Regions from separate parts of the Mus musculus genome. Here regions 1 and 2 are each linked to region 3. The links are chromatin loops, found by intact Hi-C in ENCODE. Cell type or tissue: left cerebral cortex. All regions are shown on one strand.

Region 1 (8,000 bases), 73 kb before region 3:
CCCTGGGGCAGGCTGGGATGACCTATGGGTGAACATACTCCTGTTCCAAGTCTTTACACTCAGGGAGCTCCCGGCAAGGATGCTGACAGCACCCTGCAGTGTCTGGAGTGTCTCACAAGGAATGGCTCGTGGCACAGGGGAGCTCAGGCTGACTAGTCTTTCAATATGACCGGCCAGAAACTCAACTCTTTTAAGTCACATAGTTTTGCTTGGTCAAAAGAGTCCTAAGAGAGTCATGAAAATGACTCCCTTACAGCTTTGGGACAGTAGAGTCAGTGTCTCTCTCCTGCCACCATCATCAGCATGGTAGCTAGGAAGGTTTGCAGGGGCTGCAGCCTGAGGGTGTAACTCCTGGCTTGGCCTCTAGTGGCCACGTCTCCAGCCATCTTCGGGTTGAACAATAACCCTAAGTGGCTCTCACAGGCTGGCAGGGAGGTGACTGGTGAGGGCATCATGGCTGTGGCCTATGGAGACCTGGGAGGGACTCCCCCCAGCTCTGATGCTCTGGTGGCCTCACAAACTCAGGCTCTCAGGTCTTGAGAATTGGACTGGCTACTGCTGGCAGGCCTCAGTGGTGGGGTTGCCATGTGTGCAGGCTTCAGGCCGAGCACTGCACAGGGACCCACTCTCTCCATACACATCACTCACAGGGTGTTAGGTGGGGAACAGTGGTTTTCCCTGGGGAAGAAAGAGCCTAGCTCTGTGAGCCATCAGACAGATGGGGCTGTGGCTTCTAGGGTAATTCCCAGATGCATCTCTAAGGATTCCACCTGCCTGCTGGCTCCCCCCCACCCCCCCGCCCTTTGCTCTCCTATGTGGCTGACAGTTAGTGATATAACACTAGTTCCTGGGGTGAGTGTGGGGCATTGGGCTATACACAGACAGGCTAGTCTTCAGTAGAGCTGAGGTCTGAACCCCGGAATGGTCATAATTCACCTACATGACATGGTAGGTGTTCCCTCGTGCTCCTGGAACTCTGGCTCCTGTCTAAGTTACCACCCCCTCACAGCCCCACAAGAGAAGCATGGCTAAGAAGTCACGTAGGCAATGGCCCAAGCTTCTGACCTTGGCTAAACTCCTCCGCAGTTACCTAGCAACAGTAAAGACCATAAAAGGGGCTGTTAGGCCCCTCCTCACCTCTCTCTTACCCCTCACTCTCACCCTCTCCTCCCTCCTCTCTCTTACTCTTTCTCCCTGCCTTTCTACAATAAAGCTCTAAAACCACAGTCTCTGCTCATCAAGATCCGCTGCACTCACTCTCGGCCGGTGTGGGAACCTCTCTTCCCCTTTCCCTCTCTCCTATAACCCTGGGGCCTGTTTAGAGAAGTAGCCCCGGGGCTCCCAGGTTGGGCTGCCCCTTGTCCACCCCCCCCCCCAAAGAGTACGTCAGAGGCTTGGATGCCCACCTGGGGCTGAGTGGAAAGAGTCTGGTAGCCCTCTCACGTCTGCCTGACCAGAGCATAGGTGGAACTCTGGCGGGACGTGGGTCTTTCCTCCCTCTCTTCCCCAGGGTCCCTTTTTAGTTCCCACAGGTGAGTAATGGCCCCAAGTTTGGGTCCACACAGAACCTCAGAATATGGTAAACACACAGCTTTCAGCTGGTTAAAATGAGGCCTTGCCAGAGGATGGCAGGTAAGGATCCAGTGACTGGCACAGAAACCAGGTAGTGAAGGACACAGAGACCTGGTGACATGATCACAAAGCTTGCCCCAGATCCTCAGGTGAGGCTGACTTCAACTCACAGAAAACACTTCTATTTTAAATCCCTAGGTTCATTGCTCTTCATCCCTGGGAGAATTCCGGATGCCCCCAGTAAGCAGTTTGTTCCTCCCCTGGGCACCTCACGGTGTGGTCTTGTGTGCGTATTCTCTGCTGATACCTTCAGTCTCCCACTCACATACCCCAATGCTGTCCTAGCTGAAGACTGTCCGTCTACATTCTCGCTGGTTTTCTCCCTTTGTGCCTGTACCCCTCCCCTCTAGCCACATGGGCCCGCCATGCTCCACCCTTCCCTTCTTGGCTACCATCTTGGATACTGAGCCCCTTCCCTCTGGTGCAGAGATGTCTGGTCTGCTCAGCTGGAAATGTATGATCTCTGGACTTTCACTTCCCTAGGGAAGGCCTGAGCTACTGTTGCCCAACGTCTTCCTCCTTGCGGCCCCCTCCCCTGCTCTCCTCCCTGAGTCTTCCTCCAAGCACCCTTTGGAAAGCCACTCCCATGCTGAGACCCTCAGGCATTTGGTCACCCCCTGGCTGATGATGCCCTACTGATCAGCTTCCCTCATCCACTATGCAATGAAAAAGCGTCCTTAGTCGTCACCTACACTGGAACTACTCCCACTGCGGAGCTCCCTGCAGGGTTCACGTCAGGCTCTAGACCAGCCTGTGCTCTGCGTGTGCATCTAAGGAACTTCTGTCTGGGGCCTGGGGCCTGAGTACACAGGCTGTCCATCTCCTGGACAAGCACCACACTATTTATACTACCTTGCTGGGCTTCTTGACCTCCCAAAACCCTTGGCTGCGAGGGCAAAATGGACTCGGGTTCAAAAGCAACCTCCTCCAGGCCGTAATCACCTGGAAGCTCATGCAATAGATGGACGATGGATTACAACCCCCAGCACTTCCTACCCGGACCACAATATCCAGTACACCCCGCGCACACTGCAGGCGAAATCGATGCGAGGCGTGCCGAGAACCTTAAACCTGCCTCAAGCCGACCAGACCCGGGAAAAGAGGAAAGACCACTACTCCCGGAAACGCCCCGCGCCGGCGGCGAGTTGCTCCCGCGCGGGGCCTGTCGGGAATTGTAGTTCTGGTACCCCCGTCCGCCATCGGTCCGCACCTCTGCGAGTGGTGAGCCAGGCGAAGGTGCCACAGCGCGCGGCCCAGGCGCTGTTGCTGCAGGAGGAGCTGGCCCGGGGGCTCCCCGGCGCCTCCGTTGGTCGGCGAGCGTAGACCCATGTTCTCGAAGTAGTGCGCCAAGAAGGCGATGGGCTCCTCGGGCCGGATCTCCAGCACCTTTAGGAGGGCTGCGCGCAGCATCTCCGTCACGCCGAGCTGCCGTAGGAAGTCCTCCTCGCTCTCAGCGGCCGCCGCCGCCTGAGACACCGACGTCCGGCCACTGTCCGGGAAATTGGCCGCTGGTGCTACTGCCGGCCGCCGTTTCTCCACTGCCGCCATCTTTGTTGGGGGCAGCGGGACCGGAAGCGCCGCCATAATTCACGGCGCGATGAGGCGCCTTCCCTCGACGACCATTTTTGTTAAGGGCAGAGGCAGCGGCCCCCCTCTCTGAGAATCTCGATAGTAACAAGCGCAAGCGACCTTTTCCCCCTGTGCCCCTGGCTTTCTCTGTGTGCGTTTTCCTGCTACTCCATGACTGCATCTTCTAGCTTCGGTCTGGAATTGTGAGCTTGCCAGACTTCAAAATGGTCCCCCAGGAAGGGCTTGGTTTCTGGCTTGAAGCGCGATACCTTGCCATCTTGGTAGTGGGCAAGTCTTCCTAAGCATGGTCTCCTAGCAACCAGGCACCCTGGGTACCAGATAAACCCCGCAAAGCTCACCAGGAATCTAGGGCTGAAAGCGGAGTTCAAACCGTTTTCTGCGTTTGCTCCCAGACTCGGCCTGGGCTCTCCCGGGTTTTTGGCCTCACTTAGTCTCCTTCCGAGCGTTAAGGTGCCTGAGCGGAGTTGTCACCAGATTCCTTCCTTTCCCAGACTGTTACCATTTCTGACCACCAGAGGGGGGTGCTCTCTTTGCAATTCTGAACTGCTGTGGCTTTCTAGTATCCTCGCATGTCCCTTTTCTGTGTTATCTTTGGCTCTTTATCTACTGACATACTTTTTATTCCCTTGTCTGGCATCCATACCGCTCTTCGTGTTTTCCCAGGTTACCCCCCAAGTACTTTTTCTAAGCCACTGGATATCTCCTTAGTTACTCTTGTTAAATGCAGGCATTTCCCAGCCTAGTATCCTGTTGCTCGACCTACCAAAGAAAACTGGGATGTGTGACTGTCTCCAGGGACTCTGGCTGTAGGGATAGGTGATGTACAAAGCCTTCCTATTCACAGTACGAAAGAATATGCCAGTGGCTAGATACGGGGCTTTTATTTAGCTCTGGGCCAGCAGGCAGAAAAGCCCAGAAGTCAGGAGAAACTTATAGATGTGCTGACCACCAAGGAAAGAGGCCACACTATCATCTTGATGCCCCAAATCCTGCAGCTGGTCACTCTCTGCCTCCTTTAGTCTGGCATAATGGAGCTTCATAGGTGTGTACATGAGCTAGTGTCTGGGCGAGGACCTGGCCGGTAGCATTTCCACAGGCGGTAGGCAAGGAAGACCAGTGCAAGCAGCCCCAGCACCAAGCTGCCAATCCATAGGACGACGGTGGAGGCTGAAAGAGTAGGAAGAGAAAGGCTGCCATCAGTCCCAGTGCCTGTGGGCTCCACAGAGGGAACATACATAGGCCCTTACAGTTTAAAAGTGGACTTAACTAGCCAGCCTCTACTTGGGTAGAAAACAGCCACCCAACCAGACATACTCAAAGACAGCATGGAAGAATGAATCTACTTAAAGGGAAGCTTTTGTTTCTAAATTACGGTCTCACTCTGTAGCTTAGGCTGACATTGACCCTTCTTCTTCTACAGCTCAAGTACTTAGATCATAGCTTGTGTGCCATCGTGCCCAGCTTAGTTCTGTTTTGTTTTGTTTTGTTTTGTTTTGTTTTGTTTTTTGTCTGTTTTGTTTTGATTTTTTGAGACAAGAGTCTTCTATGTAATCCTGGCTGTCTGTCCTGGAACTTGCTCTGTAGACCAGGATGTCCTTGAACTTAGAGATACACCTGCCTCTGAGATTAAAGGTATGTGTCACCACCACCACCTGGCTTAAGGTTTATTTTTTTAATGTTTATTTTGTGTGTGTGTGTGTGTGTGTGTATCTGTGTGTATGCCACAAATGCAGGTACACTTGGAAGTCAGAGGAGGATGTCAAGTCTCCAGGGTCCTGGAGTTACAAGTGGCTATGCGTTTCTTGTCTCTGCCTCCTGAGTGCTAGGATTAAAGACATGCGCAAACACACCTGGCGTCTTATTTGCATGTGCAGGAGTTATTTTAGTGTTGATGTACATATGTGTACCATGCACACATGGTGCTCTGGGAGGCCAAAAGTGTGGGTTACATTCCCTGAATCTGGAGTTACAGATGTTTGTGAGCTATCACATGGGAAGTGAACCCAGGTTCTCTGTAAGACCAGTAAGTACTCTTTAATTTCTGAGACATCTGTTGCTTCAGACTCAATTAACGTATTTAAAAAATCAACCATTAAGACATGTGTCATGGGCTGGTGAGATGGCTCAGCAGGTAAGAGCACTGACAGCTCTTCTGAAGGTCCTGAGTTCAAATCCCAGCAGCCACATGGTGGCTCACAACCACCCGTAATGAGATCTGATGCCCTCTTCTGGTGCGTCTGAAGACAGCTACAGTGTACTTATGTATAACAATAAATTTAAAAAAATGTGTCACAGTGGTGTGCACCTGTTATCTCAGCACTGAAGAGGTTGAGGCAAGATCACGGTCACTTTTAGCTATGATGCAAGTTTGAAGCCAGCCCCGGGTATGTGAAACTAAAGTTAAATAGCTATGAAGTCAGCCCCGGGCATCTGAAACCAATGTTAAATTTTTTTTTCACTTTTTGTTTCACTGGATCTTCCTGTCTCTGAAAGACTGCAAGGTGCCCCGAGTTCTAAGAGGTCTCCAGACAGGAAAGCATACTGAACATGGGGAAACTGAGGCTAGGCATGGTACAGACTCCTGCTAGTGTTTTAGTCCCATTTGTCCCTCCCTCCCAGGGCCCCAGACTCACAGGAATTCGGGGTCACCTGGCCAGGAACATACAGATTGGTCACCTGCCCGCCAGGGTCCTGGCGGCACTGGAACCAGCCCTCTACCATGGGACCTGGGGGCAGCACGCTTAGCCATGCCTGGGCCCCAGCCTCCCTCTTGTGGTAGGTTGCCAGGTCGCCAGGAGCCAAGGTCCAGCGCACAGTAACTCCGGGCCCACAGGATGCTTCACAGAGTAGCTCCCAGCCTGCCTCCAGGTCCTGGTGGATTTTCGGGCGGCAAGGTCCCTCAGAGCTCAGAGTCCTAGGGCTAAGCTTGGGGTATGGAGGGGCAGAAGGTAGGGTGGTGATGTTGAGCCCAGTGGAGACTGCCTCAGCAGTACTTGATGAGGTCAGGATGTAGGGCTCAGCAGAGGTCGTGTTGGGGGGCTTAGGTGAGGTCTGGCTCTGTAGTACTGCAAACAGAATGAATGTTCTTCCTGTAGCCTCAGTTTTCCTCATCTGCAACCCAGTATTGGTTCAGAATTCTTCCATCACCCTTCCCACATCACTTAAGAGGCACAAGGCATCATACTAGTTAGGATCAGCAGCTGATGACACAGACACAGAACAGGAAGTAGGTACTAGCTCTTATGCAAGTCTACCAGATCACTGTTTATTTTATTTATTTACTTTGGTTTTTCAAGACAGGGTTTCTTTGTATAGCCCTGACTGTCCTGGAATTCGCTCGGTAGACCAGGCTGGCCTCAAACTCAAGAAATCCACCTGGCTCTGTTTTCTGAGTGCTGGGATTAAAGGTGTGCACCGCCAACCACCCACCTAGGCAAAGCCAAGAATTTGTGAACAGAAAACGACGGAAATATCATGTTGGAGCTAGCATAGAGTAGGTCCTTATCTTTTGAGTTAATCTTTTCTGGCTGCCTTGTGACACAGGCATTGAACAGTTTTGTTGGGGATCTACAGGTGGGGACAACCAATCATGGGCCAAGCCCCAGAGCTGCTGGGCCTAGAGGCAGGCAGGACCCAGTGGTCTTACCTGGAATCTCCTTTCTATGGGTCAGCACCAGTTTGGGCAGCTGCATGGTGACCTGGCAGTGAAGGGCAGGAGGGGCAGGGGTCCCCAGGGAGGGTAACCGCCAGCGTTGTGTCATTCGGAACAGTGGTGTGCCCTCAGCCTCTTGTATCTCCTCTTCTTGCTCTGGTTCCAGGGCTTGGGCACCCTCCAGTCTCTGCTCTCCCAGTAGCAGGGCAAAGGAGAGACTGTTCGGGTCTGCAGGCCAGATGTTGTGGGCCGTGCAGGACACCACCTGGTCCTGTCCAGGTACAAGGAACTCCGGGGACACCACCAGCTGGTCTGGGAAGGCTGTGGATCGATAGCAGGCCCAGGGCTGAGCTTAGAGGTCAGGCCTGGGCCAGGCAGAGGGGAGTTTGGCGTGAGAGTGCAGCTATGGCCTCAGGTGGTTGGGACAGGAAGGGTGAGTATGTCAGCCTTGAAGGTCTACAGTGTGGGGGTGGCAGTGGAGTGTGGGGACTTGGTGGGTGGTGGCACTGGTATGGCGCAAGGTCCTGATTCCCCCGGGGCAGGTGGCACCTAGAAAGGCAGAGTGGGCCTCACCATACACAAGGATCTTCACGGAGTGCTGGAAGCTTCGACTCCCGCAGGAGCCCACACACACAGGAGTGCCTGTGTCTGACAGCATGCCCCGTACAGAGAGGATACTGCTGCCTGGGAGGGTCTGTACACTGCCCAAGCTGGTGTCCAGACCACGCCAGTGCACCCGGGCTACACCCTCGTCACAGGACATGCTGCAGGTGATCTGGAGGGATGTGCCCATGGCCACAGCTACCTCAGACTCAGGGGGGTTCACCTGGAAGGACTGTCCTGAGGAGTAAGAGCATTAAAGCTGTGATGGGACAACTGGGTCCCAGGTTCCAGCCCTGACCCTGGGTTGAGACCCCAGGGCTCTCGTCCTCTGGCCCAGGTTCCTGGGCCTTGATGAGAGACCAACCGGAGCCGCACATCCCTAGTCTCTCAAAGCCGTGGATTTTCACAGCACTCCCAAACTCTCCTCCCTTGTACCCATTCATCTCTCGAAGCCTGCTTCCCTACCCACAGCCCTGCTTACCTCTGCTGAGCTGGTAGGGTACTAGGGCCAGGGCCAGCAGGA
Region 2 (8,000 bases), 53 kb before region 3:
ACGCGTCCTTTCAGGTGCTTGCTTTAGCAGAACATCCTTTCACCTGTGTCTGCTTCAGGAAAACCCTTCTCCACGTGTTTGCCCCAGTGAAACACCATCCAGCACAACCGACTTTCCAAAGAAACCAGAAGTTTCCACTTCAGTTCTGCTAAACCAACTCACCTCCTTGAATTATATTTGCAGAATCTTTTTTTTTTTTTTAACACAGGTTGCAGGATTAGCTGGGTGGGGTCTTGTCCTGAAGGCACCACTCCCTTTATTCTGTGTAGCACCAGGCTTTTCTTTAAACCTTTCATCTCTGAGCACAAGGCTTGGCTTCAACCTCACACTCCTGGATGCTCTTTTTCTCCTCAAACTGTACATTTTGTATTTATTTTTTCCTTGATTGCTCTTTTTCACTGTTTTGATCTGCATAAGAGTGATTATTAAAACCCACATATCCCAGTCAATACCAGGCTGTCTTGAAATCTCCTCTTTCAGCAACACTGAAGAGTCCAAAACTCTTCAATTTAGCTTCAGGTAGGTTTTCTTTCTTTTTTCTTTTTCCTTTTTTTTTTTTTTCGAGACAGGGTTTCTCTGTGCAGCCCTGGCTGTCCTGGAACTCACTTTGTAGACCAGGCTGGCCTCGAATTCAGAAATCTGCCTGCCTCTGCCTCCTGAGTGCTGGGATTAAAGGTGTGCACCACCACCACCTGGCTTCAGGTAGGTTTTCTTTGCTAAATATCAAAACAATAGCCTCTGACTTAGCCACTGGTATTGTTGCCCTCTGACACCTCTGAGCTGGGCCTCCCTTGGTCATGGTGCTCTTAGGACTGCTGTCGTCCAGGCTCCTACTCACAGCATTCAACTGGACACTATTCAGTGTCCCAAAGTTCACGCTCTACCAACAAACAACATGGTCAGGGTTGTCACAGCAATACCCCACTTCTGGTACCAGCTTCTGTCTTGGCTTACTGTTCTGTTGCTGGGAAGAGACAGCATGACCAAAGCTACTTACAAAAGGAAGCATTTACTGGGGACTTGCTCACAGAGTCATGAGCCCATGACCACCATGGCAGGGAGCTTGGCAGCAGGGAGGCAGGCATGGTGCTGGAGAAGGAGCTGAGAGCCTGTATCTGATCCACAAGTTGGAGACAGAGAGAGACTGGATCTGGTGTGGCCTTTTAAAACCTCCAAGTATACCCCCAGTGACACACCTTCTCCAACAAGGCCACACCTCTTAATCATTCTGAAACAGTTCCATCAAGTAGGGACAAAGCATTTGAATATATAAATCTATGGGGGGGTGCATTCTCATTCAGACCAACACACCTCCCTAAGCTGCTTTTAGTCTAAGTGTTTATCACAGCAATAGAAACCCTAATTAGGACACATTACCTTCTGGTGGGTTGCACATGAGCACTCAAACAGGAGTTATCTGGATTTGAGAATGGAACACACACACACACACACACAGAGCTGTTAATTTTAAAATGCCTTGGCTTGCCGGGCAGTGGTAGTGCATGCCTTTAATCCCAGCACTTGGGAGGCAGAGCCAGGTGGATTTCTGAGTTCAAGCCCAGCGTGGTCTACAGAGTGAGTTCCAGGACATCAGGGCTACACAGAGAAACCCTGTCTCGAAAAACCAACCAACCAACCAACCAAAAAATGTCTTGACTACCTTAAAGGTTGGGCACTCTGAAACCTTCCCCTGCTACCCTAGGCCCAAATGAGGAAGTGGGCAGTGTCCACCCATCCAAATTCTCACATACTGGCTGGCTTTATCTCCTGCAGCTCCTATGTCCATCCATCTCGAACTGCTTCATGATTCCTTTTTCCTCCCCCCTGCATCCTAGCCCGAGCAACTCTAAGGGTCCCGCCCATCTCCCTTTGCTCAGTCATTAGCTGATTTATTAATCAATCAAAAAACAATTGGGGACAAGGACCTTTAGCGTTTGGACATATAGATTCCTGTCTTAGTCACGGTATCTATTCCTGCACAAACATCATGACCGAGAACCAAGTTGGGGAAGGAAGGGTTTATTCAGCTTACACTTCCAAACCACTGTTCATCACTAAAGGAAGTCAGGACAGGAACTCAAGCAGGTCAAGAAGCAGGAGCTGATGCAAAGGCCATGGAGGGATGTTTCTTACTGGCTTGCTTCCCCTGGCTTGCTCAGCTTGCTTTCTTATAGAACCCAAGACTACCAGCCCAGGGATGGCACCACCCACAATGGGCCTTCCCCCATTGATCACTAATTGAGAAAATGCCCCACAGCTGGATCTCATGGAGGCATTTCCTCAACTAAAGCTCCTTTCTCTGTGATAACTCCAGCTTGTGTCCAGTTGACACACAAAACCAGCCAGTACAATTCCTGATTGAATCAATCTCTAACAATATACCACTCTCCATCAGGCTGCACAGGACCAGATGCTCCAAGGGTTCCTGCTTCCTTGAAGTCTTTGACCTGAGACCCTCACCACTGTCTTGAAGGATGATGAGTCAGACAGATTCTGGTTCTGAGAGGACAGTGCCTCAGGCTGAGGGATGAGAGGCATGTGATGAGACATGGATGGTCTATAGAGTCTTAAGTGGGAGCCAGTTACTCCCACCTGACACAGGGAGACAGAGGAGACAACTTTGTTTGAAGCCATCAAATGACTTGTTGCAGCTGCTATGGCAGAAACATAGCTCAAGGAAAGGCCTCTGAGGGGTGACATGTATAAGGGACTCAACAAGATGAGGAAAGCCTATAAGAGCTAGAGAGAAAGGGAAGAAATGATGATGTCACTAAGCATAGGATGAGAGTCCATCAACAGTGCTGAGTGGCCAGAATATACCCATGACCTCCCACCTCTTCATACCATTCTCCCCATCCCCCACCATCCTCCACTATCTCCCACCATCCCCCGTTATCCCCCATCATCTTCCACCATCCCCCACCGACCTCCCCATCCCCCACTATCTTCCGATTATCCATCCCTTATCTGATTTTATCTGTCTTCACCTCATGTTATCATCATCTTTCCTTCCTAGCATCTCTTCACAGACCTGCACAGCCTTGCTTGTGCCTGTTCTCGTTTCGTCCACCAGAGGGTAGTAGTGAGAGCTGTGCCGTGGGCTTTGGAATCCACCAGCCATCAAGGCTTTCACAGGCTGTCTGGTGGCCTGGGCCCAGGAAATGGACTTGGATGGGTTTGAGAGAATGTCTCAGGCCTAGTCCCTCTCTGCCTGGCTCTGGGTCTATGGCTGATGTCAGGGGTTCTATCTTCCTGCCTTTTTATTTATTATTTATTTATTTATTTATTTATTTTTTTACTGGTTTTGGCCAATGTAGGGTTTTGGTTGTAGGAAGGTGGGATGGATGGTGGGGGATGGTGGGGGATGGTGGGGGATGTCCAGGTGCTCTATCCTAAGTTACTCCATACTGTATAAGACAGTAAAATTTCCCTGACACAGTGTTGGAGGTTGATGCTGAATACGGCCCCCCTCCCCTGACAGAATTTCTCAGTGTAACCAACCCTCCTGACTTCCTGGTCTCGATGTGTAGACCAGGCTGGCCTTGAACTCAGAGTGCTGGGATTAGAGAAGTGCACCACCCTGTCCATGTCCAGCTCAGATGCTGATTTCTGTGCCCAGAGTTCTGGTGACAGTCAGGATATCAGCATTGCCATGATTACTGAAGCATCTCTATTGTGTATAGAATGCTTTCCAATTATCTCTGATTGGTTAATCAAGAGCTGATCAACCTATGATTGGGCAGAGGGGATAGGAAGGCTGAACTCTGATCCCAGCCAGGGGTCCCAGGTAGAAAGGAAGAGAGAGAAGAGGTGGTCAGGAAGAGGGCCCAGGAGTAGTGACGAGCAGGTTGTCAAAGGATTCTCCATGAGGTCACAATGAGAGGTCACCCATAAGGACCCATGGATAGAGTGAGCCAGGGCAAGGCCAGACGGCAAGCAATGGGGCATTGATCTGGTCATTAGCTGCCTTAGAGGGTTAGAATAGCTCAAAACGTGCTCAGTTTAGACTTGCAGCTTATCAATAAAAATACAGGTCTTGGACTGGAGAGATGGCTTAGAGCATTGGCTGCTCTTCCAAAGGTCTTGAGTTCAATTCCCAGCAACCACATGGTGGCTCATAACTATCTATAATAAGGTCTGGTACCCTTTTCTGGCTGTGCAGGCATATATGCAGGCAGAACGTTGGATAAATGAATCTAAACAACAACAACAACAACAACAACAACCAAAACACCAAACCAAACCAAACCAAAACCCAGGTCTCTGTGTCAATTATTTTGGAGCTAGAATGGGAACAGATAAGGCTACCTGCGTGAATTACAGACATCAGGACTGTGCGTCGCTCTAGGTGACTCTGCCTTCATCTAGCCTTTGACTTTATTCTGAGGGAGGAGACTTACCACAGCCCCTGGGTGGACCCCGAAGCCGCACCGTCTATGTGGGTGATACATGGTTGGTGTGACATACTTCTGGTACTTCAAAGGGAGCCACTCTATGTTTATCGAGGTGTGGGGCATCCATGGACATATATATCAAAGTCATACCAGGTAAAACGGGACCAAGAATTTACCAGACACATGTGACCAAGGATCGCATAAGAATCTCATAAACTGATGGACACTGTGGGGTAATGGCCCCATGCCTACTCATCACCTGGTGTGTGTGTCAAGGACCAACAAGCCGAGGACTCCCTAGCTGTCTCTGGTGCATGGGCTCAGTTCCGTTCCCCTCTCGGACACTGCCTATTAGATTGGTTGTCAATCCACTTGTTTGTCCATCTGGTCCAGGATTTGAATCTCCATTTCCCTATTGCATTCCCAGCTTGGTCTGTAGCTTACGTTTTTCTCAACCCTATTTTTAATAACAGTTCTTAAATGCTCTAACCTCCCATCTAGCTCATCACCCGCCAGAGGTGGTGTCTCTATGGAGTCAGGACAAACGGAGCTCAGCTACGAAATGTAAGGCGATGACCTGCGTGTTGTTAGCAAAGAATCCCTCATCACACGTCCTTTCAGGTGCTTGCTTTAGCAGAACATCCTTTCACCTGTGTCTGCTTCAGGAAAACCCTCCTCCATGTGTTTGCCCCAGTGAAACACCATCTGATACAACTGACTTTCCAAAGAAACCAAAAGTTTCCACTTCATTGGTCTTTCACCTTGTGGCAGAAGGCAGCAACTTCACCTTCTAACCCTGACCCCATCAGCCCCAAACTGTCCCTTTCTGGTTCATTATCTTCCCAATGCAGACTCTTTCTCAGCTCCCCAAACCCCTTGAATGGTGTGACAGCCTCTTTAACTTGTATCTGTTCTGTAGATCCTCTATAGTGCATACAGTCATATAGGTGCATTCTTGGTGTGCTGTGTGATGTGAAAGACAATGTCAGGCTTCTGAGGTTGGCGGATTGTGCCACAAATTGCTGTCACTGACATATTGGACTTTGTGAATTCATTGCTATTTGGTAACTTCTGACATTGTAGAAAGACACCAGTATATTTGCCTAGGTTTCTGTCATAGTACAGGACACAGGTCTTTACTCCTTGCTGCCCAGACTGATGTGGTCTAGAGCAGAGTATTGCATGATGGGAGCTGGTGGGCTGAGGGTCCAGGTAACTGAGGAGTGAGCTGTGAGCCACTCCAGCTGGTTGAGTGACTAAGGAATCCTTAACAGTGGGAGGATCTGGAGTTGAAGGGTCGGATGTTGTGTGTGTGTGTGTGTGTGTGTGTGTGTGTGTGTCAGGACCAGCCATTTAATCCCATGTGACCAGGGTGGAGCTGAATAGGGTAAGTCAAGAGGACAAGGACATGCATGTTGGGCTTGTGGGACCCTCTGAGACTCCTGGATCCCAGCTTTAGGGATCCACAGGAGTCAGGGGCTAGAATCCAAAATGGCTGATGTGAAATTTGTTGGAGTGCCCAGGGCTCAGGCCTTTTGGTATGTTTCCGAGGGACTCTGAGAATCTTAATCATGTCAGCATCCGTTGTCTGTGACCAAAGGAGGGAGCTCTTAGTCACCTCCTGAATGCAGTCATAGCACAGGGAAGGCAGAGGCAGGAGGACCAGGAGTCCAACATCAACCTGGGCTACATTGTGAGTCCTTGTCTCAAACAAAACAGAGCACAAAACACCAACCCTCCCCCCTACCCCCCGAGTCACTACATTAAAAAACAAACTGGAAGAAATATCTGAGTTTCATTCTGCCACTCTTCCCAGAGCTCTCTAGTGGGGACACGGTGGTAGCCTTTGGCAAAGGTGAAAACAGGATTTTCCTGGCCTGCTCTGTCCTCAGCCCTGCCTCAGGGCCTTTGCAGAGCTGGTCTCTTACCCTGACATGGTCATCTTTTTCAGGCTGGTTCATACCAGAACAATCTATTAAATTTATTGTTTAGCTTCTTTCCCCACCCCAAGAACACCCGCCCTTTACCAGTCTGTTCCTGTTCTATTCACGCCACTCTGAACAGAATCTGGGATGTATCAGGTGCTCAGTACATGTTTGCTGATGAAGGAAAGCTGGTGCCAATGAGCACCCGACTGAGTTGGGGACATGCCGTCCACAACCCTGGGCTCTGTGGAAATGAGGCTTTGCTCCCCTCATCCATGTTCCTTCAGGTGTCCTGTTTGCAGTCCTGGATCCCTAGGGCCTGCTCTGGCCCCGTGGCCCAGCTCAGCCGACTCCCTGGGGACCTGTTCGGCTGATACTGGAGTCTTTCCTGGACCATCCAGCCACCTGGCTGACACTTGATCTCAGCTCCACTTCCAGGCCAGCGTCCGGCCGACCAGCTTGGCTCTGGCCAGGCCCTGAGATCCTTGCTTAGGGGACAAGGGGCCGTCTGTGTGGTGGGGAGGGTGTGGTGAGGCCAGGCTTCTGCCAACACCAGCTGAGCTGTGAGGATTGGGGACAGTGCCTGGCTTGTGGCACCAGAGTAGCAGGACACAGGAACCCACACGAGGTCCTGTTCACCATGGGGACCCTCAGCTGCGACCCAGAGGCTAGGCTGACCACAGTACCCCTGGCCCGGCGGGTGGCTGATGGACACATTCCGGAGACCGGGCTGAGAAAATCCTGTGGAATTGCCACCTTGGAGAATGGTTTGTGCTGGCCTTGGGGAGGGCTCCTTCTGTCTCCCTACTGGGGCTCCTGGGCTATTTAGTAGAGGCATTATCTGTAGGCAGGCCCATATGTCCCCTGTGGGATCTGCTGGCCCTCTAGGGGGACAGGATGAACACAGTGTAGCAGAACCTGAGGGAGGGAGTTAGAGGAATGGTGCATGTGGGGGACTGCAGAGCCATGGAGTGTGTGAAGGGGCTGAGGCTGGGTGTCGAGGGGTGGCATTTGTACAGGCTGCAGGCTGCAGCCTCAGTTTCCCATCCTACAATGGACAGTGGGGACAGATCTATACCATGTTCCATCTCCCCATCTCTGAGGTGGTGTTTCTCTGTGACTGGCCTCAGTTTCCCCTCTAGAACAATCTCTCTGTCCTGGGCTCACTTTCCCTGTTCACCCACACAACCCGTGATCTCTCTACTCTGACTTCAGTTTCCCTCTCTTGATGGTGTCTATGACTCTGGCCTCAGTTTCTCTAGCTGCAGTGGTCTCTACACTCTGGCCCTGGTTTCCTCTCTTGCGATGGTCTCTCTGCTCTGGCTTGTTTTCCACTCATGGTAGCTTCTCTGTTCCTAGTCTCAGTTTCCCCACCAGGGATGGTTCTTGCTCCCAGCCTCTTTCTATTCTGTGTTAGCCTATCTTCCAGGGCCTCTGTTTTCCAAGTCTCCACACTCGCAATGATTCATGATTAGCTCACAATTCGGGTGTCACCGAGTCCTTCTGGACATTTTCTCTACTCAGACATAGAGGTGGTTAGGGTGCAGGGTGGGACTCTACCTAGCCCCTCTGGGTTTCAAGCACTACCCCTGATCTGGTCTTTGGGTCTCAGGCTCCGGACCTGGCTTGTATGTTCTTCCGTCCACCGTTGGCTATGTCAATCACGATTGTACCAAGGCAG
Region 3 (8,000 bases):
TTGTTAGGGTATTTGAATATTTTCTTCATTTAAATTTTTGTGTGTGTGTATGTTTATTTTGTTTGCATGTATGTCTACATACCATGTATCTACAGTGCCAACAGAGGCCAGGAGAGAGCCTGGGATTCTTTGTAACTGGAGTTACAGGAGATTGTGAACCACAATGTAGGTGGTGGGAACTTAACCTGTGTCTTCAACTACTTTAAATGCGGAGCCATCATCTCTCCAGGCCCTTGCTAGGGTATTTTATCACAGCAACAGGGAACTAATACAGCTCCATGTGGAAGTGTCCAGTGACTATGTCATGCACTTCAAAAATCCATCCCATAATTGTACCCTTATCGTCCCTCTATCTTCCCATCTTCCCTTTCACCAACTACCCTTCATCATCCTCCACCATCCTCCCATCATCATCTTCCCATCATCATCCTCTCATCACCTTTATCATCTCCACCATCCTCCCATCACCATCCTCCCATCCTCCTCCTATCACCTTTCAGCATCTCCACCATCCTCCCATCACCATCCTCCCATCCTCCTTTTCCCATCACCCTTCATCATCTCCACCATCCTTCTATCACCATCCTCCTATCACCTTCATCATCTTCACCATCCTACCATCACCATTCTCCTATCACCATCCTCCCATTATTATCCTCCCATCACCCTTCATCATCTCCACCATCCTTCCATCCTCCTCCTCCCATTACCCTTCATCATCTCCACCATCCTCCCATCACCATCCTCCCATCACCCCTCATCATTTTCCACCATCCTCCCATCACCATCCTCCCACCACCTTTCACCCTCCCTCCACCACACTTGATTGTGTTACACCGTTGTCTTCCTAGGCCCTTCCATCTTCTTCCCATTGTCCTGCCAACATCCTCTCTTGTCCTCTCACAGTCCTCCATCCTCCGCCTCCCCCTGCTGCCTCCCACCATTCTCCCCCCACAATTCCCCTCTTGTCCTAGTTTTCAAGATAAAACACCTTGACAATATGTAGCCTGGGGGGAGGTTCTACAGGTTGTTGGCTACAGGTTGCAGTCCATTATCAAGGAAAGTGAGGGCAGGAACTCAAGCAGGAACCTGGAGGTAAAACATCAGGATCACCTTCCCTGGGTGGCTGACCCTCCCACATCAACTGTCAGTCAAGGCAACATTCCCATAGACTTGCCTACAGGCCTAGCTGGTGGGTGGTGGGGGCATTTCCTCTCTGAGGCTGTCTTTTCCCTGGTGAGTCAAATTGACAGCGCAGATCCGCCTCAGCCATCACACCCACCTCCACCACCCTTTTAGGGCAGGGGGATGGGGTAGATTGGCCTGGGGCTGAGGTAGTGAGGAGCTAGCGCTCACTGAAGATACTGAGCGGGGAATGTTCCCTGTGCCCTAGCAGAGTACGTGGAAGGCCTGGCTTCTATTTTACCAGTAGCAAGACTTGTTCCCTCAGCAGCCCTGTGAATAAGAATTGAATTTTAATCTAGATGAACCATGGAGTTTTCCTGAATCTAAGTTTAGTGGCCAGTGAGAGACATCCTATCCAAACCAGACGGTGGCCAGGCTTGCAATCTAGGCCCCTCCCTCACTGGTCCTCATCCTGGGTTTGCCTTCTGATGGGAGTGCCTTACTCTTCACCAGCTCATCCTGGACCAGGAGGCTCTTGAGGGGCATCCCACTCTGGCTGGGGAGGGGGAATGAGGGCAGGTGGTATACCCCAGTCTGTGGTCTCCATAGCTGCTGCTGCTCACTGCCTCACCCACTCACCCAGTCTTCTGCACACAGGATGACTCTGACCTAGGGGATCCTGGGTCCTGGTAGGCTCATATGTGTCTCTCTGGACCAGGGGAGTTCCTGGCATGGAGTGGGATGGTCACCTATCTGAGTTACAGAAGACCTGGTGTCTATTAATAAACCTGAGATGGAGCTGCTACGTGGCCCCTCCTCAGTGAGTGAGACCTTGGTGGGTTGGCTGCATCCCCCTCAGGCCCCAGTGCTGACTCACCCCAGCTCATTTTAGATCCTCTTTTTCCACCTCCCCCACCGAGACGACTTAATTTAGTCTCGGTCTTAGGCGAGAGAGAGCCTGGCGCATGGCGGGAAGCCCAGCTCAGCCTGATTCCACTCTGGGTGTCTCCATAGGAACCGGACTGTGCTGGGAAACGCCAGGATGGAGGACCACACTGGAGCTCAGTTCTGCCTTCCTGACGCCTGGGCATGTGGATGCTCATGGCGTCCTGAAGCTGACAAGGTCTTGAGAAGAGGCAGAAGCCCGAGAACTGGAACAAAGCTGCCAGCTCCTACCTTTTCTGTTTCCTTAGAGCAAGCAACTTCTGGGATGCTCTACCTTGGGGGAAAGAATTGCAAAGTCCCAGGACAAAGACTAGAGGCCCCTGTGCTCATAGGGTTTGGGAAATAATGAGTGATATGTGTGGAAGACTTACTCTAAGCATGATCATAAGATACTCTAACAAACATAGGATTAGGAGTGGAAAAACATCCACAAGAACACAGGTCCAGGCCTAGCCACCCATTCCTGCTTGAGCATGAAGCCCCTTCCCAGATGCCTGCTCCTGACGCAGTGTGTGCTCCACATCTGCCATGGACCCTCCACAACTGTAGCTGCCCAGGGTCCACTTGTGCCCCTACCCTGCTTCATGCTTCCCTAGCTATGGTGCTGGCTACAGTAATGCCTCGCGTCTGTCCACTGAGTTGGCTCTCATCACATGTGTTGGCTTCTCCGATCTGTGAGAACAATCTACTCTTAATGAAAGTTCCTGGCTCTTGGGACACCCAGCTTTTTAGTTCAGTGAGGCCGGCTTGGACTTTGAGAGAATGGGTCCTCCCTACCTTGCAGTTGTGGGTGTTTAAACCTAGGACCTCATGTATGCTAGGCAAGCACTCTGCCCCGGAGCTACAGCCCAACCTGCATCTGCATCAGCTGCCTGTACAGTGTCTGACTTATAGCAGGGCAGCCAGCGGGACTCACATACAACCAGAGGAGACCAAATGGAAGGTCCCTCTTAGATTACCACCTGGGTACTCCTTGATACCAATCAGGTGGGGAGGACAGTGAAATTTCTGTACAGATGAAAAACAGTCTTGCCTGGCTGCCGGAGGAGAACACCTGGAAGGATGCTGTGGGGTAGGAACAGAAGTTGAAAGGTAGCTTAGGTCCCTGGGCAGCGCCCACCTCCCGGTGCCCTCGTGTGCTGCATTTCCTAGCTGTGGTCACTCTTTGGAACTGCTGGACCTTGGAAGAATGAGTGGGTGCTGCTAGGGCAGCTGGGCCACCAATGCAGCCTCGGGTGCTCAGAGATGCCATGCAGCCCATGCTGGTAGTAGCCAGGTCCTGGGTGAAAGCTTGGGATTGTCTGAAAGGAGAACGGCAGAAGCGGAGATGAGGCCAGCTGTGTTCTAAAGCTGTGTTTTCTGTTTGTGCCTCCTTACTCTTGGTTAAAGGAATGCTGGGACAGTCAAACTTCTGTTAGCACCAAACAGAGACTTTGCCCCTGAGGAGGCCAAAGCGCTGGAATCCAGGGGAAAGGGTTTGAGTTTTCGCCATTGTATTGATTGTTTCAGCCCTGCTCCCATCCAGGGCAACAGTCTATGACACATCGCCTGGGAATCAGACATCCTGGTTCTGTCGGAGACACAGAAGGTTATTGAGCCAAGTTATTAGAGCACACCCGTGAATCTATACCCGAGGCGGTCTAAAGTATCAGGAAGGCTGCTTTGACCCTAAGCTTTGTTCAGCGATAGTTTTCATCCACGCCGGCTTACTTAGCATCTATTTCTGGTTTGTAAATTTCTGCCCAGCTGCTGGGAGACTTGGGCTTCAAACCTGGAGCCTCCTTGACACAGGAGAGCATCGGTGACCGTGAGTAGGCCACCACCTAGTGGTTATCATGAGCATCACCATGGTCTCGGTTTGCAGTAGTGCTGAGCTGGACCTCAGAGGAGCTCGTGCCTCCTGCCTCAGGACCTTTCCCGACTGCAGCGGGAAATGTGATGCCTACTTTGAAATCGAGCACCAGAAAAGTGCAGAGGACCAAAATAAACGGAGAAGAAGAGCAAGGAAGCATGGAAGTCCTGATGCTCGGAGAGAAATGGAGGCGGGGCTGAGGGGAGGGAATCCATGGGGGTCAAGGGCAACCTGGTGCAGGGAGAAGCCTTCGAAGGAGGGAGAGGGGTCTGAGGGGGAGACAAAAGGGGGGCACTGAAAAGAGCTCAGAAGTGGATAGGGGGCTGAGGAGAGGACATAGGAGGGGAAGGGGCAGAGAGGAGGATAGAGGAGGTAACAGTGGAGATACAGAGGAGAGGACCCTGTCTTATGGGGGAATGGTTGTGTCGTTTGAAGTCAGGGTGATGTGCAACAGGGAGGCAGTTGAGATCTGTGGTATGGGCTGGTTTGTGTCTGTTGAACCCAATCACAGATGCCGCGACCCTGTGCACTGCTGTCGTGTCTGGCTTCCTCTATGGTTGAATAGCATGACTACTCTCAGAGCTGGGCTGGTCCGAGTGTCTATGAACAAATTTGGGCTGATGTGTGGCACCTTCTCTCCCATAACCTGTCTTTGCATGGACAGTGTCCCTGAAGTCAGGCCATCTCTGTGACTTCAGGCAGGCCAGAGGTGGACTCCCTGATCAGGTGCGTCAAACTCCTCCGTAGAAGAGCCTGGTTTGAGTCTTGGTCTCAGCCCTACAGTGGGTCCTTCATTAACATCAGCCACTCTGACTCTGGTTCCCAGAACCAACAGGAATGAGCATCAGGTTTCTTAAACTGTGGGCTGCAACTCCATACACGACTGAATGTGTAGGTCATAAAAAACTGGACAGCAGTTAGAGGTTTCGAAGCACAAAACATCCAAAAGGGAACTCGAAATAAAAAACATAACAAATCCGAGGTGTCTCTTGTACCTGTTTTTTGGCTACTTTGTGGGTTCCTCTTTCTTTCACTCTTATCCACAACTCCCTAACACTAGATAAGAGAAAAAAGAATAAAGAGGAGAGAGTTCCCTAAATAACGTCAAGGGTTGGAAAGGGGGTGACATCATTGTTAGGTTACTTCCTGCTGATTAGGGGCACCAAGTTCCTTGGGGCAAGTTTGATCTTCACCAGCAGGATATCTAACTTCTTCTCGTTTCTTCTACATGCAGGACTACTTAACAAACCTCGACTAATAGTGCCCCCTGCCCCTGAACCATCAACAACCCACCTCTTGAGACACTAGCATTTATTTAACCTCTAAAAAGTTTTCAGAATTCCAAACATTATACAATCTCAGAAACTATCTGCAGCTGGCAAAATTATGCCTCTGCTAGAGCAGGAGGCAAATCATAGTCAGCTGCTATGGACAGTCCAAAGCAGCCCCACACCCCACACCTGGGGTTAAAATGAAGGCATATTCTCATAATATTTCTGTGTTTTAGTTTTAGTTTTTTTAGAACCCCAAATTCTTGCTACAGCCTCTGGCCGTGTTCTCCTGTACAGTATCACTTTTTGGAGTATCAATAAAAGACTGGGGCAAGAAAAAGGCAAGAGAGCGAGTGAGGAGCATGTGAGGTGAATGTGGAGAGAAAATGGAGAGAGAGAGAGAGAGAGAGAGAGAGAGAGAGAGAGAGAGAGAGAGAGAGAGAGAGAGGAGCATATGAAGAGTATGTGTGAGAGAGAATGTGAGGTGTGTATGGAGAGTGTGTGTGAATGAAAGGAGAGTGTGTGAGATGTGTGTGAGAGTGAAAGGGGAACACATAGAGGTGTGTGTGAGAGTGAGAGTTCAAGAAAAGAAAAGTGCACAGGAGAAAAGCAGAGAGCACAATAGAATGCAGAGTGTGTGCAGCCTCAAGCTGCAAGTGAAAGAGAGAGAGAGAGAGAGAGAGAGAGAGAGAGAGCGAGCAGAGAATTAGAGAGAAGAGAGAGAAACTTTAAGCCTTGAAAAATTTCCTATCAGCTTGTACCCAAAAAGTAGTCTGTGTATATTTATTATGAGCCTTCCAGATATCCATGCTTCCAGTTGAGAACTCCTGTGTTGAGACTGGACCCCGATATGCTTTCATAGAAACATAATGGCTAAGTCATGGACAGCAAAGACTTAATATTGTCATCCTTCTCTGTGTATCAAATGAGGATGTCTGTGGGTCTTTTTCTGCTGGAATGCTTGGAGCTGATTGTGATACATTCTAACAGGAGTTACTGTTAATGTAAAAACAAATGAGCACGTCATCTCATTACTGTTCAACTTTGCTGTTATTGCTGTGAGCGCTGAAATTACATATCATACCTTGTGGTGGTTGGCCTAGGGAGTGGCACTATTTGGAGGTGGGGACTTGTTGGAGTAAGTGTGGTGCCCTGTTGGAGGAAGTGTGTCACTGTGGTGTGGGCTTGAAGACCCTCTTCCTGTGCTGGAGAGGTGGCTCAGGAGTTAAGAGCACCGACTGCTCTTCCGGAGGTCCTGAGTTCAATTCCCAGCAACCACATGGTGGCTCACAACCATCTGTAATGGATCTGATACCCTGTTCTGGTGTGTCTGAAGACAGCTACAGCGTACTTATATACATAAAATTAATAAACTTAAAAAAAAAAGACCCTCCTCCTAACCTTGTGAGAACCAGTCTTCCAGCAGCCTTCAGATGAAGATGTAGAACTCTCCGTTCTGCCTGTACCATGCCTGTCTGGATGCTGTCATGCTCCCACCTTGAGGATAATGGATCTATTTTTGTGCATGTGTGGGCTTTTCATGTGCATCACATGTGTGCCTGGTGCCTGTGGAAGACAGAAAGTGTCAGATTCCCTGGAGCTGGAGTCACAGGCAGTTGTAAGCAGCCTGATGTGGGTGCTGAGAGCCACCTGAGTCCTCTGGAAGGGCAGTAAGTCCTTTTAATCACCAAGCCCTTAATGTTCTGTTTTTATGTGTATGTGTGAGTATATGCCATATATGTGGAGGTACCTGCTGTGGGGGTTTGAGTGAGAATGGCTCCCATAAGCATACATATTTGGTCCCTAGTTGGTGGAACTGTTTAGGAAGGATTAAGAGGTGTGGCCTTGTTGGGTTGGGCTCACTAGGCCAACCTCACTAGGGTTGGGCTTTGAGATTTCAAAAGCCCATAACAGGCTCACTCTCGTTCTCTGTGTCCAACTTCTGGATGGAATATAAGTTCTCGGCGACTGCTCCCACACCATGTCTGCCTGCCTGCTGCCGTGCTCCCCACCATGATGGTCATGGATTCACCCTCTGAAACTGTAAGCAAGCCCCAAATAAATGTTTTCTTGTATAAGTTTCTTTGGTCATAGTGTCTCATCTCAGCAATAGAAAAGTAAGACAAAAGTTGGTATCAGGGAGTGGCGTATTGCTGTTACAAGGCTAAATGTGCTGTTTCTTGGAGGAATGTTGATTTAGGGGCTTTGGCTCAGGAAAGCAATTGAACAGGACTCAGTGGAGCATCCTGATAGGAACGTGGAAGACAGCAGTGCCGAAAACAGTGTGGACTGCGGAGACCCAGTCAAGAGGTTTCAGAGAGGAACAGTAGTAGAAACTGGCCTAGAGACCATTCTTGTGATATTTAAGCAAAGAATATGGCTGCTGTCTGCCATTGTCCAAAAACAAACAAACAAACAAACAAACAAACACCCCCCAAAAACAAAAAAACCTATCTGAGGCTAAATTGAAGAGTTTTGGATCAGTGTTGCTGGCAGAGGAGGTTTCAAGACAGCCTGGTATTGACTGGGATATGTGGGTTTTAGTAATCACTCTTATGCAGATCAAAATAGCGAAAAAGAGCAATCAAGACAAAAAAAGTAAATACAAAGTGTACAGTTTGAGGAGAAAAAGAGCATCTGGGAGTGTGAGGTTGAAGCCAAGCCTTGTGCTCAGAGATGGAAGGTTTAAAGAAAAGCTTGGTGTTCCACGGAATAAAGGAAGTGGTGCCCTCAGGGCAAGACCCCACTGCCCACCCAGCTAATCCTGCAACCTGTGATAGGGAAAGGTAAGTTCCTAAAGAGTATTA

The links. Peaks named below come from ENCODE experiments on the same cell type or tissue, not always from the same donor. Only the 100,000 strongest peaks of a DNase experiment are listed, where the experiment ranks them.
Region 1: it touches region 3 in a loop (7-fold over the local background); 21 of 42 quality-filtered maps call a loop at or near these places.
Region 2: it touches region 3 in a loop (7-fold over the local background); 33 of 42 quality-filtered maps call a loop at or near these places.

Annotation. Positions count from the first base shown.
Region 1 is chr10:79,664,626-79,672,625 of GRCm38, reverse strand. It overlaps Madcam1 (mucosal vascular addressin cell adhesion molecule 1), which reads right to left. Exons shown (of 5, transcript NM_013591.3): 1 at 7,959-8,000; 2 at 7,448-7,714; 3 at 6,869-7,195; 4 at 5,856-6,287; 5 at 4,084-4,389. The coding sequence ends at 4,259. Tpgs1 (tubulin polyglutamylase complex subunit 1) reads right to left here and starts at 3,187. Exons shown (of 2, transcript NM_148934.3): 1 at 2,843-3,187. The coding sequence starts at 3,180. In left cerebral cortex, CTCF peaks have their summits at 366 and 3,723 (motif pointing right); DNase peaks (open chromatin) are centred at 2,744, 3,260, 3,552, 3,677 and 1 more place; H3K4me3 peaks cover 2,427 bases; H3K27ac peaks cover 2,663 bases.
Region 2 is chr10:79,644,653-79,652,652 of GRCm38, reverse strand. Odf3l2 (outer dense fiber of sperm tails 3-like 2) reads left to right here and starts at 6,915. Exons shown (of 4, transcript NM_001033473.2): 1 at 6,915-7,086; 2 at 7,932-8,000. The coding sequence starts at 6,960. In left cerebral cortex, a CTCF peak has its summit at 3,074 (motif pointing right); a DNase peak (open chromatin) is centred at 3,084.
Region 3 is chr10:79,591,322-79,599,321 of GRCm38, reverse strand. No RefSeq gene overlaps it. Among named protein-coding and RNA genes, the nearest start is that of Theg, 8.2 kb to the right of the region's middle. In left cerebral cortex, a CTCF peak has its summit at 3,896 (motif pointing left); DNase peaks (open chromatin) are centred at 1,523, 2,067, 3,888, 6,747 and 1 more place; H3K27ac peaks cover 3,668 bases.